Linked DNA regions of Homo sapiens: region 1 is linked to region 2. A link is a loop called in an ENCODE intact Hi-C map of the cell type or tissue named here. Cell type or tissue: endothelial cell of umbilical vein. All regions are shown on one strand. Links, peaks and the distances in the headings refer to the core of each region. The heading gives the core; the rest is flanking DNA.

What was found. A loop is a pair of places that touch in the nucleus more often than their neighbours do. Peaks named below come from ENCODE experiments on the same cell type or tissue, not always from the same donor. Only the 100,000 strongest peaks of a DNase experiment are listed, where the experiment ranks them.
Region 1: a loop joins it to region 2, with 10 times the contacts of the local background. A loop is called at or near these places in 19 of 110 quality-filtered maps.

The regions. Positions count from the first base shown.
Region 1 is chr16:9,007,598-9,010,504 of GRCh38, forward strand. No RefSeq gene overlaps it. Among named protein-coding and RNA genes, the nearest start is that of USP7, 45 kb to the left of the region's middle. RefSeq lists enhancers at 1,098-1,669, 1,469-1,518. In endothelial cell of umbilical vein, for the core only: a CTCF peak has its summit at 1,338 (motif pointing left); a DNase peak (open chromatin) is centred at 1,364.
Region 2 is chr16:8,659,587-8,662,493 of GRCh38, forward strand. It overlaps a transcript of METTL22 not described here. Among named protein-coding and RNA genes, the nearest start is that of ABAT, 14 kb to the right of the region's middle. In endothelial cell of umbilical vein, for the core only: a CTCF peak has its summit at 1,546 (motif pointing right); a DNase peak (open chromatin) is centred at 1,575.

The DNA of each region.
Region 1 (2,907 bases), core at 87-2,586, 350 kb after region 2:
CCCCGCAGCAGCGCGGGAGTGAGAGGAGGCAGCCTTCCCAGCATCCTGTGGAGCCTCCAGAGGACTCTAGCCTGTCAGGCTGTGACAGCGTGAGAGACCCCCAGTGAGATCAGCAATGGAATGGTTCATCTCAGCCCAGTGCGCCCACAGAACCAGAGACGTAATGACATGGTCGTTTCAAACCACTACATGTTGGAGCTGAATTTATTTTGCAACCATCGTAACCAAGCCACTGTCCTATTTTAGTGGCCATGAGTTGAGGGCTACCATGGTGGGTGCTGGGGAACTATTGTCTCATTCAAGTCACTCATTGTCCTGCATATTACCCCCACTTTTTCTTTTCTTTTTTTTAGAGACAGGATCTGGCTCTGTCGCTCAGGCTAGAGTGCAGTGGTGCGATCATAGCTCACTTCAGCCGCGGACCTCTTGGGCTCAAGCAGTTCTCCCCCTCAGCCTCCTAAGTAGCTGGGATGACAGGCACACACCACCATACCTGGCTAATTTTAAAATATTTTGTAGAGACAAGGGTGGGGGCGGGGGGGGGGTGTGGTTCTCACTATGTTGCCCAGGCTGGTCTTGAACTCTTGGCCTCAAGCAATCCTCCTGCCTTGGCCTCCCAAAGCCCTTGGCTTACAGGTGTGAGCCTGTACCGTCAAGACGAAGAAACGGAGGCTCTGAGAGGGGAGATCCTAAGCCTGCTGGTGGATGGAGGAGCTGAGTTTGAACCCAGGTCTGCATCTGGAGCCCCAAGCTCTGTGCACGTCCCACTGCCACCTCCCCACCGGGTTCATGATATCATTTCTCAGAGGCCTTGGTTGGTCCCAGCCGCAGCTTTGTCTCCCTTGCCCACCGCTGTGCTGGCTTAAGCGAACTCATAGCTATGCTCCTTCCCTTTTACCCCATCGGAAAAGGGAGCAGGATTACTTACAGTAAGTGAAAACCAAGACTTGTACAGGAAGCACGGCCCGATCCATTACAGGGTTATTCTAGCCCATAATGTACCTGTGCACTTTCAGACACAGCCAGACTGTCTGAAGAGGGGTCGAGAGGGTTTCAACGGGCCAGTGGGATCAAGGCTCAGAAATGCAGAACTGACGGGGAGCAAAGCCCCCGCCCCCCAGCAGTGTGCTCATTCCCACGGGACTCCTGGGGACTGCCATCGCACCCACGCACTCCAGAACGTGCGGCTGGCTCAGAGGTGGGGGTGTCCACCGCAGTCCTGGGTTTCTGAGCCTGTTGTTCCTTCCCTAGGGGCGCAGGGAGGGCCTTCCAGCGCCAAATCACCAGCCATAGCTCAGGGCCCTGACCCCGGCTGGGCTCAGATTCAGCCCCTGCTTGCGGTCCTCGCACCCTCTAGTGGCCACGGGGAGAAAGAAGTAGCTCAGCGGAGATTCTGGAGCTGGGTCCGGGTGGACACTGCACCCCACCCGGCAAGCAGGAGAGAGAACCCAGAAGAACGGATGACTCCCTCACACGCCTCTTTCTAAAGCATGCTGGCGCTGAATAACCACAGGGGTCCGTGATCTTTATCAATTACATGTGTCCGGCCTTATTAGCTCTTAAAGGAATCTTGTTTTCTCTCTCGCTGTTTTTTTTTTCCTTTGAGACAGGGTCTCACTTTGTTGCCCAGGCTGGAGTGCAGTGGTGCGATCATAGCTCACTGCAACCTCTAACTCCCGAGCTAGATTCTCCCACCCCAGCCTCCCGAGTAGCTGGACTACAGGAGCACCACCACACCAGGCTAATTTATTTATTATTTTTTTAAGATATGAGAACTTGGCCAGGCGCGGTGGCTGACGCCTGTAATCCCAGCACTTTGGGAGGCCGAGGCGGGCAGATCACGAGGTCATGAGATCGAGACCATCCTGGCCAACATGATGAAACCCCGTCTCTACTAAAAATACAAAAAATTAGCCGGGCATGGTGGCAGGCGACTGTAATCCCAGCTACTCGGGAGGCTGAGGCAGGAGAATGGCTTGAACCCCGGAGGCAGAGGTTACGGTGAGCTGAGATTGTGCCATTGCACTCCAGCCTGGGCAAAAAGAGCGAAACTCTGTCTCAAAAAAAAAAAAAAGATATGGGACCTTGCTATGTTGCCCAGGCTGGTCTCCAACTCCTGGGCTCAAGTTATCCTTCCACTTTGGCTTCCTAAAGTGCTAGGATTACAGGTGTGAACCACTGCGACTGGCTGATACTCAGCTTTTTTTTTTTTTTTTTTTTTTTTTGAGACAGAGGCTTGCTTTGTCACCCAGGCTGGAGTGCAGTGGCATGATCACAGTTCACTGCAGCCTTGAACTCCTGGACTCAAGCCATCCTTCCACATTAGCCTCCTGAGTAGCTGGGACTACAGGTGCACACTACCATGCCAAGTCGATGGAAGAGCTGGGTTCAAGCTTTATTTTTATTTATTTTTATTTTTTTTACTTTTTGTAGAGACGGGGTCTCACTGAAGTGTTGCCCAAGCTGTATTCGTGTATTTTTGATCCATAAAAAGTCAATTTCATATGGTTCAGCCTAAATTTCAACAATTCACATGCTTACTTATTCACATCCCCAAAGGGATCCACAGAGATTTCTTCCTGAAATACGATGACCTAGAGCAAGCAAGTTAAAATAAATAAAAAATAAATAAATAAATAAATAAATAAATAAATAAATAAAAAAGAGTCACCTCAAACCACTTAAAAGGAAGACAGGACAATTGCCAAAAAAAGAGACAGTCATTGAATGTTTTCAGTTTTAGTTTTTGAGATGGAATCTTGTTCTGTCACCTAGGCTGGAGGGCAGTGGCGTGATCTCGGCTCACTGCAACCTCCGCCTCCCAGGTTCAAATGATTCTCCTGCCTCAGCCTCCCGAGTAGTGGGGCTTATAGGCATGCACCACCACACCTGGCTAATTTGTGTCTT
Region 2 (2,907 bases), core at 170-2,669:
AAAATATAATGTCAGGTAGTGTAAAGAACCACAGTCCAAAAGCTACAAGTGAGGCAAAAAGGTGACTGCATGCTAGAGCCATCAGGACAGTGCAGCACTTGTGTATACAATTGATTAAATTGATTAGGGCGCAAGGACTTCGCTTTTTTTTTTTCCAGACAGCGTCTTACCTTGTTACCCAGGCTGGAGTGCAGTGGCGCAGTCTTGGCTCACTGCAGCCTCGACCTCCTGGGCTCAAGCGATCCTCCCACCTCAGCCCCACCAAGTAGCTGGGATTACAGGCACAAGTCACCATACCCAGCTAATTTTTTGTATTTCTTGTAGAGACGGGGTCTCACTATGTTGCCCAGGCTGGTCTCAAACTCCTGAGCACAAGCCATCCTCCCACCTCAGCCTCACAAAATGCTAGGATTATAAGTGTGAGCCACCACATCTGGCCACATTTTTCATTTCTGTTGAACTGAAATCATGTGATGCTTTTCTCTTCTGTCTAGTAGGAAAATCACCCCAAAGGGTACAGTGATTTTTGCCCTGTAGGACATTAACTGACTTTATGTGTAACATGGCCTGTTTTTGTTTTTGTTTTTGTTTTTTTGTTTGTTTGTTTTGAGATGGAGTCTCACTCTGTTGCCCAGGCTGGAGTGCAGTGGTGTGATCTCAGCTCACTGCAGCCTCCGCCCTCTGGATTCAAGCAATTCTCGTGCCTCAGCCTCCCAAGCTGGAACTACAAGCGCACACCACCACACCTGGCTAATTTTTGTATTTTTTTTTAGTAGAGATGGGGGTTTCACCATGTTGGCCAGGCTGGTCTCGAACTCCTGACCTCAAGTGATCCGCCTGCTTCGGCCTCCCAAAGTGCTGGGATTACAGGTGTGACCCACTGCGCCCAGCATAATATGGCAATTTTATCTCCTCATTTTTCCTACTTCCTAGAAGAATCCCTGTTTTTCGAATTCTCATTGGAGCCAGCTTTGTCATTGTGCCTAGGCCCTCATTAGTAAAGTAAATAAGACTTTTAATACATACTCACTACTGACTTTAAGATAATTATGTTTTAATGGTTTGAGAATTATAGCCTTGGCAGTGTTGGTAAGTACTAGAAAGAACAATAGAGCCATCGGGGGCTGGAAGAGTGTGAATGAGGGCGGTCGCTGCTTCAGGTGGGGAGATTGGGCCGGCAAGTGGGCAAGTCTTGGAGGAGGAGGAGGAGGAGGAGGAGGAGGAGGAGGAGGAGGAGGAGGAGGGGGAGGAGGGGGAGGAGGGGGAGGAGGAAGAGGAGGAGGAGGAGGAAGAGGAGGAGGAGGAGGAGGAGGAGGAGGAGCTGTGCTGAGTGGGTGAGCGGATGAGTGAACGGAAACCCAGAGCTACCAGGGATCCGGACTCTGGCCCGACCAGTGGGGAAGACAGGTGATGAGTTTGGTCTTGGCTTCAAGTCTCCCAAAGGGTCTGGATGTCATGTTCTCCTCCCCCAGGTTCCGCGGCTTGAGGGAAGCAGGGCCGTCAGGCACCTTGCGTCCCTGCTGGCCCCTGGCAGGATTCTCACCACAAGGTGGTGCCCCAGCCTCATGAATCCAGGGCCAGACGTGCCAGAAAGGAATCCAAGGTAATCATCAGTCCTGGCAGCCATGCCAACGTGTGGGTCTACAGTGACTCTCGGGGGACCCTAACTAACCTGCTATACATTGTACAGCAGCACGTGAGTTCTGAGAGCCGCCAGTACCCAGCTAGCCCCAAACCCGAATTCAGATAAAACCCGCCTTTATTAAGAACTTACCGTTGGCCGGGCGCGGTGGCTCACACCTGTAATCCCAGCACTTTGGGAGGCCAAGGCGGGCAGATCACGAGGTCAGGAGATCGAGACCATCCTGGCTAAAATGGTGAAACCCCGTCTCTACTAAAAACACAAAATATTAGCCGGGCGTGGTGGCGGGCGCCTGTAGTCCCAGCTACTGCGGAGGCTGAGGAGGAGAATGGCGTGAACCCAGGAGGCTGAGCTTGCAGTGAGCCGAGATTGAGCCACTGCACTCCAGCCTGGGCGACACAGCGAGACTCCGTCTCAAAAAAAAAAAAAAAAGAACTTAAAATTGATCTCATTTATCTGCCCAACAACTTTGTACTCATATTATTTTATTCTATTTTATTTTATCACTATTATTATTATATTTTTGTAGAGACAGGGTCTCACTATATTGACCAGGATGATTTCGAACTCCCGGCCTCAAGCAATCCTCCCACTTTGGCCTCTCAAAATGCTGGAATTACAGGCATGAGCCACTGTGCCCAGCCTCCTGTACCCATTTTAGGGACACGTAAGCTAAGGCTCGAATCTTTACAGAGGCTGTCTGAGGTCACAGGACTCAGAAGTAGCAAGAATGGGCTTGGCATGGTGGCTCACGCCTATAATCCCAATACTTTGAGAGACAGAGGTGGGAAGATCACTTGAGTCCAGGAGTTCAAGACCAGCCTGGACAACATACCAAGACTGTCTCTACCAAAAGAAAAACAATCAGCTGGGTGCAGTGGCACGTGTCCGTAGTCCCAGCTACTCAGGAGGCCAAGGCAAGAGAATTGTTTGAGCCCAGGAGTTTGAGGTTACAGTGAACTGTGACTGCACCACTGCACTCCCGCCTGGGCAATAGAGCGAGACTCTGTCTCTAAAAATAAAAATAGCAAAGAAGTAACAAGAGGTGGGATCTAACACCGGTTCTGTCTTTCCATTGGAAACCCAGAGCTCTTTCCATGACCCCTGCCCAGGGTGAATATTGTTTGTCTGAAGGAATCCAGGAGCCTTGTGGATTGGAGCTTATGCTGTGCCATTGTCTTTGGATGGATTGAAGGGTTTGACATGCCAGGGCTGGGACATGATGACAGTCTTATTCTGCCTGCCTCAGGCTTCAGGAAACAACT